Regions from separate parts of the Homo sapiens genome. Here region 2 is linked to region 1. The links are chromatin loops, found by intact Hi-C in ENCODE. Cell type or tissue: HepG2. All regions are shown on one strand. Links, peaks and the distances in the headings refer to the core of each region. The heading gives the core; the rest is flanking DNA.

Region 1 (5,383 bases), core at 203-5,202:
TGTTTCTTCTTGTGTTTGGTATGGCTCAGAGCACTTGAAAATGTCACTGGCTGAAGAAGAGTGCTTGTGATGATATTTTTTAATTCACTTTTTTTGTAGACTTTAGTACTATAAAGAAATGATACATAGAGGGGAGTAAAAACTTGTCTAGCTAACAATTGGTATTATAATGGTTTTGAATGCACAGTTCTGATTAAATTTTATACATTTCTTCCGTTGGCCAACTTATCGTGAGCCTGGTTGTATGCCTCTGGTGTTTGTATGATATTCACTGCATTTTTTTCTAACGTGTTAAGGATTCTATTTTAAATAGAAAATCAGATTGCAGTTTGAAAAACTTAGTTTTAAAACTCTACCATCTGCTAGATTTGTGGAAGAGGATCTGGTAAATGAAAATTGTGTGTGTATGTGTGTGGTTTATTTTATAGGCACTGCATATTTCTTTGATGATCTATTTTCCAAGCTCATTCTTATCTTTTAGAAGATGTTTCAAGGATTTATGCATCTGGCAAGATTTCAGAGAACTCTATAGTGGTGGAGATGTACACTCCATTTATAGGGAATCCTGAATCAGGGTCATTGAGAGCATTTATTTTGTTTTGCGCTTAAATTTATTTCTGCTCTGGACATTTCTTTCAAATGGATCATTTTTACATGGTCAAATCTAAGCATTTTATTCATAAGAACTCTAATAATAAAGCTTTTTCAGTCCAGACATAGGTGGAAATTTGCAAAATGCATCAGGAAAGTATGGCAATTGCTTTTCAAGCCATCTTGTATTTGAGAAAGTATTGCATTCATTAGTGTTTGCAAAACTACCTTTAATGGTGCAAAAGTAAAGCTGACCTCTCCCTTTTGGTGCACAGATGTATAAACTTTATGGAAGTACACCCCAAGGTAGAGACTTATTGGAGTAACTCTTAGAAAGGGCAAAGTTGGCCATAAACAGTGATGCAATAACCCCACAATTATGTATGCTCAATTATTTGGAAGGGAAGTCTGGGAGAAGTGTTTTATATGATTACATGGGCAAATAAGAAGTGAGTGTGGAGAAGCACGGTCCAAAGGTTTGCATTTGTTGTGTATATCCCAAATAGCACCCTAATACAGCTTTATAATGTAAATCCACCGGTACCAGTAAAACAGCATTTAAAACAAATTGTAAAATGAACAACATTTGCAAAGCAATAAAGAAACCACCTTTGCAATCACTTTACTACAGTTTTGAAAAATGTTAGTGAATAGCTCTCCAAAGATGCAAGTAAATAATATTTTATTAGATTTCAGCCTAGGAGAAAGGGGAGGAAAACCTTCAACTAGAATTACATGATTATTGCTTTGCTCCTCCCTCAACCCAGCAAACATTAAAATGGAACATAAAGCAAGTCTATAACAAGATTTATGAGGAAAGGTATTACACTTAGGGGCACATTGTGCAGAAAAGTCATTAAAATTGTTTGGGCCTTAAGAAGGGGAAAAAAAAAACCTTTTGAGAAAAATGAGAAACTCAGATGTATCAAAATGCCTTCCTTATGATTACCTGAGGCTTTAGGTTTTTAAAAGCCTTTGTACCTAAAGGTTCTGATTCATTCTCTATTGTGGCAACTTTTTCCTACCAGACAAAACTGAAAGATTTTGTTTCTCTAGGAAACATACTTAAAGAAGTATAGTAGACCTGGCATTCCTTTTGCATGCTCTGGTAGACCCCGGCTCTTGTATAATAAAAACAATATAGGCATGTTATATTTGCCATATGTTAGTTAGGGGGTTTCAGCAAACAAATACCTCCTTGTGCACAGAAGTAGATGAAAGCAAAGCTTACTGATGTCTACTATGCCTTAACTTACCTTCTTTGTCCTACATAGTCTGCCTAGCAGACTTCTTTCTGGTTGGTTGTATGCATATTTGGATAATGGTGATAGCTCAGCATATTCTTTATGCTTTGTTCCGCTCTGAGGACAGCTAGTACACTCGATTCAGTATTATATGCTTTCCTATTTCCTTGCCTGATGCTTCTGTGTTATGCTAAATCTCAGTTTATTCTGTCAGTAAAGTTGAGGAGAGTGAGTGAGGAGTGCGTTTGCATGTGTGTGTTTTCTTATCTGTAAAGTTTTAACTTTGGCTTACTGTTTAACCAGGAAACTCAGCAGGACAAAGGAGATCTAAATAAAACTATATTCCTGTTGAGAATCTCCAAGGTTATGCAATACTATAAAATGGTGGTTTGAGTAGAAGTTCTGTAGTTCATCCTTATCAGACTAATGGTTTTGGGGTTTTTGAAAAGGAATGTTTCAAGGAGGTCTTTGAAAACCATTTTCTTCAAATGTTCATTGCATCTGAGATCCCATTTTTGTCCCTTTATTTGCTCCAGAATACCGCCCAACTGCCAACAAAGAAGGGCTTGTGCTCCCAGGAATTTTCTGCATTCCTCTCTGGAGTAGGCATTTTTCTCAGCTACAAAGGCCCTTTGGCGAATTCCCTCTAATCATTGGATTTGCCCTGGGCTCTGATAGGTGCCATTCATGGACTTGGTCTGCTGTTTGATGGGGCTGAGGCATTAATGGGATCTTTTCATGATAAACAAAACTGGGTAACATTACCAGAGGGATCACAAAGCTGCTGTTGTAGGGGGAGTGTGGTGCTTTCTCTCTCTTTCTCTTTCTCTCTCTCTGCTTTTTCCTTCTTCCTCCTCTTCTCCCTGTTCTTTTTATGAACGCACATTTGTGTGCGTGTGCAGCATGGCCATTTCTAGAAGCAGATCTTCTGACCTTTGCTGCTACTCGTAAGTCAATGGCCAATGGCAAGGCCTTTGTTGAACATAAGATGATTCTATATACTGATCTGATCTACAGTAGCTTCACAGCCTGCGGGGAGGTCTGTGTTTTCTTAATTGATTAAACGTTGGAAGAATACTGCATGAAGAATCTGATTTTGAGATCTTTCTTACATGCTGGCATTTAATTACTGAAAGTATCTGGTAGTTGAGATGAATGAGTCTGGGGGAATAAATACTTAACACAAGAATTCAACTTCATGTGGCTGCTGTGGTGGTATATCCCTGGCTGTGTTATCAATGCCAGACTGAATGGGGTAACTCGTCACTGTTGTTGTATCCTATTTGCTTCTCAAAAGAATGCAAAAATGGTTAGTTGAAACCTGATTCCTGCAATAGTGAAGAAGTGAAATTAGAATTATTTTAGGTGATGAACACTATTTTTTTAAAGTTTTTATTTTTGTGGGTATGTAGGTGTGCATATTTGTGGTGTATGTGAGAGATTTTGATGCGGGCATACAATGCTTAATAATCACATCAGGGTAAATGAGGTATTCATCACCTCAAGCATTTATCCTTTGTGTTGCAAACAATTCAGTTACACTCTTAGTTATTTTTTAATGTACACTTAAATTATTATTGACCATAGTCACCCTGTGGCATAACACTGTTTTTTTGATGAAAAGAAACTGACAGTACAAACTAGAGAACTTGTGATCATATTAACGGCATTATTTTTAAGTTTCTGAGAAAATTAAGGAAAAAGTTTCTTATTTTAAATGGAAATCTCTGATGTAATTTGGAAATAAATAGTACATTAGGCATCCTGATAGAGGTAATTCTACTTACTTGCCATGCATTTTCTTATGTTCCATCTGAATACTGGGGCTTAGGCAAAAGGACAAAAAGGAGTGGTCAGGGAGAGCACAGAGTGAGCAAGCATGCAGAGCAGCGATTTAAAAGTCAAAAGGAATGTTAGGTTAAGGGAGGATGGGTGAAAAGCAATGCTTATTATTTGTCCTAAAGCAAGAAGAAAGGCCGGGCGTGGTGGCTCACGCCTGTAATCCCAGCACTGTGGGAGGCCAAGGCAGGCAGATCACCTGAGGTCAGGTGTTTGAGACCACCCTGGCCAACGTGGTAAAACCCTGTCTCTACTAAAATTACAAAAATTGACTGGGCATGGTGGCACGCCCCTGTTGTAATCCCAGCTACTTGAGAGGCTGAGGCAGGAGAAATCACTTGAACCCGGGATGTGGAGGTTGCGGTGAGCTGAGATCGCGCCATTGCACTCCAGCCTGGATGACAAGAGCAAAACTCCATCTCAAAAAAAAAAAAAAAAGTTAAATGATTCATCCATCGGAAGGGATAGCACAGTGCCCTCGTGTTTCCACCAGCCACTGATGCTAATTCTTCATTTTAATTTTGCCTTGACTTCCTGGCTAAGTGTATGTATTTTAATATGAGTTTCAGCCTCCAACTAAATAACAAACAGGACACCAGGCTTCTGTCTAGCCAAGGTGTCGTGATGCTGTTTAACAGCCCCCAAATCCCTACCTCAATACATTTTAAAATATCCAGGTGCTGTAAGTCGGATGGGAAAAAGTTTGAGGAGAGAAAGTCATTACCTTCGGTAGAGCAGCACTTTATTCATTTTTTTTTTCAGGTTTTGCTTTTTGATTAATGCTTTTTGTTATCATCTGTTCAGTATAACATATTGTAAATCATAAACTCAGGGTTCAGATCTTTCAGAGACTTTTGCAACTTGAAAGGTGGAGCTTCCCAGCCTCAAGGAAATCTGCAGTGGCTAGTGTTTCCCACAGGGCCCCATTACCCAGTCCTGGAAAGGTGCTAACGAGGCATCTTTTTTTTTCCCAGTGAAGAAAACATCATGCATTTTAAAATATCGGTGTTATCTGATATTCACATGTTTCAAACATATGGTTATAGTACATATTCAACAGCCCTTAAGGGCTTAAATATCCTTTGTATGTACTATAATCCTGGTGGTAGCCACTATACAATGAGCACCTACTATGTCCAGCGCATGATTCACATTATCCTTAATCCTCCTAGCCTCCCTGCCAAATCATGTTACGATTATTCCCATTTTAAAGATGAGGAGGCCGGGCGCAGTGGCTCACGCCTTTAATCCCAGCACTTTGGGAGGCCGAGGCAGGCAGGTCACAAGGTCAGGAGATCGAGACCATCCTGGATAACACAGTGAAACTCCGTCTCTACTAAAAATACAAAAAATTAGCCGGGCGTGGTGGCGGGCGCCTGTAATCCCAGCTACTCGAGAGGCTGAGGCAGGAGAATGGCATGAACCCGGGAGGCTGAGCTTGCAGTAAGCGGAGATCGTGCCACGGCACTCCAGCCTGGGCAACAGAGCGAGACTCCGTCTCAAAAAAAAAAAAAAAAAAAAAAAAAAAAAGATGAGGAAACTGGGGCTTAGGGAGGTTCTGGTGTTAAAAGACAATGGAGTCAATTTCCAACGATGCCTAGCAAGTGGCACTGACTGTGTTCATCCTATTTTGCCTTCTGGTCAGTTTATAACTCGTGCTTCCGAACAGATGAAAACTTAAAAGTTTAGTTGAATATCCAAATGTTTCC
Region 2 (5,383 bases), core at 384-5,383, 66 kb after region 1:
TCTCCTGACCTCGTGATCCGCCTGCCTAGGCCTCCCAAAGTGCTGGGATTACAGGCGTAAGCCACCATACCTGGCCCCATCCATGTCTTTTAAGTTATTAAAGATGATCGAAGCTCAGGGGTCCCTACCAACTCCTCAGTTACAGAAACAGGACTCTTTGGGGATGTCGGAGCCAGCTGCTTATTCTCCATGTCACCTGTTTCTGTTCCCTCTTTGCACCACAGAAGCACCCTGTGTTAAGTCTGGCCGAACCATGACACTTAGGAGAGCTGAGAATGGGTTTTCCAACCTCATTCCTGACAGGGAGGATTTTTCTTCTCTTCATTGAATGCACACTTGTCGTACAGAATCCGCACATGTAACCAAAGACCAAGTCACTGGGAAGGTGAGAGCTGAGGTTTGCAGAGGTGGGAAAAGCCACCTGCCCCACCACATCAACCCTTTGGGAACCATTCCTTCCTTTGAAGGGTGGCCAGCCAGGGCTATGCCAAGAAGAGAGAGCTCTCCACTAACTAGACATTTGAGAAAACCATCATTCTGAGCATGTGAGAGCCACATTGCCTCCAAACCTTTAATGAAGTGAGACTTCCACCCTCTGACATCCTAGTCATGTTCCCAGTACTAACTGATAGTTACTAGTAGAATTCTAAGGTCAGCAGAAAGATACATTAATAAAACAACTATCCACATTGTCTTATCCACATTGTCTTAAGGACAGTTAAGGAAACAATATGACCTACCACCATTTTCATCTGAATTGTGTCTAAAGGGTTGGAATTCAGGAGTTTCAGCAGCTCACATCAAGCAAAGTTTCTGGGAATGTTTTGAAAAGCTGATCACATTCCATCTAGTACAAGGTCTTTGTTAAGTTCATGGCCTGAAAATTCTGTTTCCTTCCGGATTTGAAAGTACCTTGGTTTCCGGATAGTATAGAAAAATCAAACAGTTAGAAATTGAATAATTACAGCACAATCCAGGAGGTTTGCCAGCTTGACTGAGTTCTATCAATTTTTTAACCGTAAGAAGGAATAAAATATACTTGCTGGCTTTTATGCCGTGGTCTGTTTCAGAGTAGTCACCTAAGTCCACACCTCATGTCAGAATGAGAAGTGAATCATCTGGGGACAAACGAGGTGTGTATCTGCCTAACAGCTTAGTGACTTTCTGGAATTTAAATATTAAGTGAAAGGACAGGGTCACAGGGCAGCTGATCTTTGGCTCGTCTCTCTTTCGTCTGCCCATGGCTTTGATCATGCTACATCCTCCTTTGTGGCCAGGGCTCCACAGAGAATCTCAGGGTCATGGCCTGTTGCCTAGTCAAGAGGTATAAACCTGCTGCTTAAATATGTGAAGCCCACAGTTTGGGGGTTGGGAGTTAAAGGGGAGGTAGCCTCATACGTTCCACTTTTCCCACAAAACCCAAAGCAGACTAAACAAAACCGGTGTGAAATCTCATGACTTGATGCTGCCGTGGTTATATTTTTCAAGCTGTAATCCATTCATTTGTATGTGTGTTTATTCCCAGGATTTACAGCTCGCTCAGTCTTCGGGGGGAAAGAGAATATTTGAAACCTTTTGCAAAGGGTTTGAAGTATGCAGTGGCCTGTGATTAAAGCCCAGGATAGAGTGTGTGTGTGTGTGTGTGTATGTGTGTGTGTGTGCATTCATGTGAATGTGTGAGTGCCCATTCTTGTGGGGTTTTTTTCTCCCATTTGCTGCTTTTACGCAAAAGCATCACACATGGTAGCATTTAGGAGCCCCTTCACAGCTGAAGTGTTTCAAACACTAATGAATGGAAGTTTGGTCATATAATGCAGACAAGCTTTAAGGCATGCTTTACTGAATGGTGTACTGTAGTGACCTGGGAAAGGAAGAGAGGTATAAATTGTGTCGGTTAGCCACCCAGACAAAATGAAGCCATGTGGAAAATCAAATCTATTAAAGTATGAAGACTGTTATAAGCTGTTTTAAGCTGGCCATTCTTAAAGGGGCTCGGTCTGCTGCAGGAGTAAATGTTTACCTCTTCCCCCAGATCTTTTTCACATGCCGTCTTATGAGACAATGTGCAGCATTTGATAAAAATCATCCTCTCACTAACGACGCTTTTATCGGAAATGTTTATTGTCTCCGCTTTACCACCCATGTCCTGAAAGGTACTGCACATTTGTTAAATAAGCAAAAGGAAAGAGAACTTTGCGGCTCAAGCCGGCTCGCAGAAACCCCAACAAATTCCAGAGCCATAAGGAATCAGAAAAAGGAAAAGGGAAGGAGGAGTTAGATTTATATGAAGAGGGGGCCTTGCAAAAACATATATATTAGATTTTCTCTGCTTGGCTAGCCCACCATCAAATGTTTGGTCGATGCGGATTAGTATTGAGATTGAGCAGTTAACGCCGAACTTGGGTCACTGTCTCAAAATGTGCTTTAATAAATACAAGGGGGAGGAAATGGATTTGGGAAGGCTCGTTGTCAGCTCTGCCCCTGCTCTCACACTGCCTCTGCACAGTGGTGTAGGGGTCACACACAGGTGTTGGCACCAGTACCAACCCGACCCAAATCCTGGTCCCACACACCCTGTAATTTTGGGCACATTACTTGTCTGTGCCTTGGTTTTCTCAGATGTAAAACAGGAATATTAACAGAAGGTGCCTAAGCATCTGGTAAGCACTCTAAAAATACCAGCTATTATTACCAGTATCTGGAGGGTGGGTTCATTTATACCTTAAGAAAGGATCCCCCTAACTCTATTTTTCTTGTGTGCCGGTTTTTAAAACTGATGAATGGCATGCTGTCGGGAAAAATTTATCCATTCCTACTTTTTTTCTAATTGGTGAGTAAGCGTGCATTGCCCTGACATTCTCTGGACAGCAAACAATTGAATTTGCTGACCAGCCGCCATGATGTCAAGCCTTAAGTCAACAGTGGCTAATGACCGCTCTGGGAAAAAACAACACCTTGATTCCTCAATTACGGTTTAAGAAGCCCTGGGAATGAGGGCTCGCCAGTCATCGTCATCCTCTTTTGAGGCAAGCATAATGTGCTGTGGAAACAGGTTACCTCTGCACTGTTGGCAAGAGCAGCCCACACAGTATAACGATTGAGCGTCATGGCTGTGCCCTTTGTGTGTTCCAGGAGGAAACTGAAGAGACATCCTCACAAGAGTCTGCCGAAGAGGACTAGGGGGCGCCAACGTTCGATTTCTACCTCAGCAGCAGTTGGATCTTTTGAAGGGAGAAGACACTGCAGTGACCACTTATTCTGTATTGCCATGGTCTTTCCACTTTCATCTGGGGTGGGGTGGGGTGGGGTGGGGGAGGGGGGGGTGGGGTGGGGAGAAATCACATAACCTTAAAAAGGACTATATTAATCACCTTCTTTGTAATCCCTTCACAGTCCCAGGTTTAGTGAAAAACTGCTGTAAACACAGGGGACACAGCTTAACAATGCAACTTTTAATTACTGTTTTCTTTTTTCTTAACCTACTAATAGTTTGTTGATCTGATAAGCAAGAGTGGGCGGGTGAGAAAAACCGAATTGGGTTTAGTCAATCACTGCACTGCATGCAAACAAGAAACGTGTCACACTTGTGACGTCGGGCATTCATATAGGAAGAACGCGGTGTGTAACACTGTGTACACCTCAAATACCACCCCAACCCACTCCCTGTAGTGAATCCTCTGTTTAGAACACCAAAGATAAGGACTAGATACTACTTTCTCTTTTTCGTATAATCTTGTAGACACTTACTTGATGATTTTTAACTTTTTATTTCTAAATGAGACGAAATGCTGATGTATCCTTTCATTCAGCTAACAAACTAGAAAAGGTTATGTTCATTTTTCAAAAAGGGAAGTAAGCAAACAAATATTGCCAACTCTTCTATTTATGGATATCACACATATCAGCAGGAGTAATAAATTTACTCACAGCACTTGTTTTCAGGACAACACTTCATTTTCAGGAAATCTACTTCCTACAGAGCCAAAATGCCATTTAGCAATAAATAACACTTGTCAGCCTCAGAGCATTTAAGGAAACTAGACAAGTAAAATTATCCTCTTTGTAATTTAATGAAAAGGTACAACAGAATAATGCATGATGAACTCACCTAATTATGAGGTGGGAGGAGCGAAATCTAAATTTCTTTTGCTATAGTTATACATCAATTTAAAAAGCAAAAAAAAAAAAGGGGGGGGCAATCTCTCTCTGTGTCTTTCTCTCTCTCTCTTCCTCTCCCTCTCTCTTTTCATTGTGTATCAGTTTCCATGAAAGACCTGAATACCACTTACCTCAAATTAAGCATATGTGTTACTTCAAGTAATACGTTTTGACATAAGATGGTTGACCAAGGTGCTTTTCTTCGGCTTGAGTTCACCATCTCTTCATTCAAACTGCACTTTTAGCCAGAGATGCAATATATCCCCACTACTCAATACTACCTCTGAATGTTACAACGAATTTACAGTCTAGTACTTATTACATGCTGCTATACACAAGCAATGCAAGAAAAAAACTTACTGGGTAGGTGATTCTAATCATCTGCAGTTCTTTTTGTACACTTAATTACAGTTAAAGAAGCAATCTCCTTACTGTGTTTCAGCATGACTATGTATTTTTCTATGTTTTTTTAATTAAAAATTTTTAAAATACTTGTTTCAGCTTCTCTGCTAGATTTCTACATTAACTTGAAAATTTTTTAACCAAGTCGCTCCTAGGTTCTTAAGGATAATTTTCCTCAATCACACTACACATCACACAAGATTTGACTGTAATATTTAAATATTACCCTCCAAGTCTGTACCTCAAATGAATTCTTTAAGGAGATGGACTAATTGACTTGCAAAGACCTACCTCCAGACTTCAAAAGGAATGAACTTGTTACTTGCAGCATTCATTTGTTTTTTCAATGTTTGAAATAGTTCAAACTGCAGCTAACCCTAGTCAAAACTATTTTTGTAAAAGACATTTGATAGAAAGGAACACGTTTTTACATACTTTTGCAAAATAAGTAAATAATAAATAAAATAAAAGCCAACCTTCAAAGAAACTTGAAGCTTTGTAGGTGAGATGCAACAAGCCCTGCTTTTGCATAATGCAATCAAAAATATGTGTTTTTAAGATTAGTTGAATATAAGAAAATGCTTGACAAATATTTTCATGTATTTTACACAAATGTGATTTTTGTAATATGTCTCAACCAGATTTATTTTAAACGCTTCTTATGTAGAGTTTTTATGCCTTTCTCTCCTAGTGAGTGTGCTGACTTTTTAACATGGTATTATCAACTGGGCCAGGAGGTAGTTTCTCATGACGGCTTTTGTCAGTATGGCTTTTAGTACTGAAGCCAAATGAAACTCAAAACCATCTCTCTTCCAGCTGCTTC

Evidence for each region. Peaks named below come from ENCODE experiments on the same cell type or tissue, not always from the same donor. Only the 100,000 strongest peaks of a DNase experiment are listed, where the experiment ranks them.
Region 2: it touches region 1 in a loop (4-fold over the local background); 5 of 110 quality-filtered maps call a loop at or near these places.

Annotation. Positions count from the first base shown.
Region 1 is chr12:65,893,869-65,899,251 of GRCh38, forward strand. All of the region lies in intron 3 of HMGA2 (high mobility group AT-hook 2), which reads left to right. Among named protein-coding and RNA genes, the nearest start is that of HMGA2-AS1, 14 kb to the left of the region's middle. RefSeq lists enhancers at 2,205-2,972, 2,973-3,740, 3,741-4,507 and a silencer at 2,921-3,215. In HepG2, for the core only: no CTCF peak of the experiment used is centred there; a DNase peak (open chromatin) is centred at 2,433; H3K4me3 peaks cover 2,741 bases.
Region 2 is chr12:65,960,113-65,965,495 of GRCh38, forward strand. HMGA2 (high mobility group AT-hook 2) reads left to right here. Exons shown (of 5, transcript NM_003483.6): 5 at 3,133-5,383. The coding sequence ends at 3,180. Among named protein-coding and RNA genes, the nearest start is that of HMGA2-AS2, 14 kb to the left of the region's middle. In HepG2, for the core only: a CTCF peak has its summit at 3,193; DNase peaks (open chromatin) are centred at 829 and 1,159.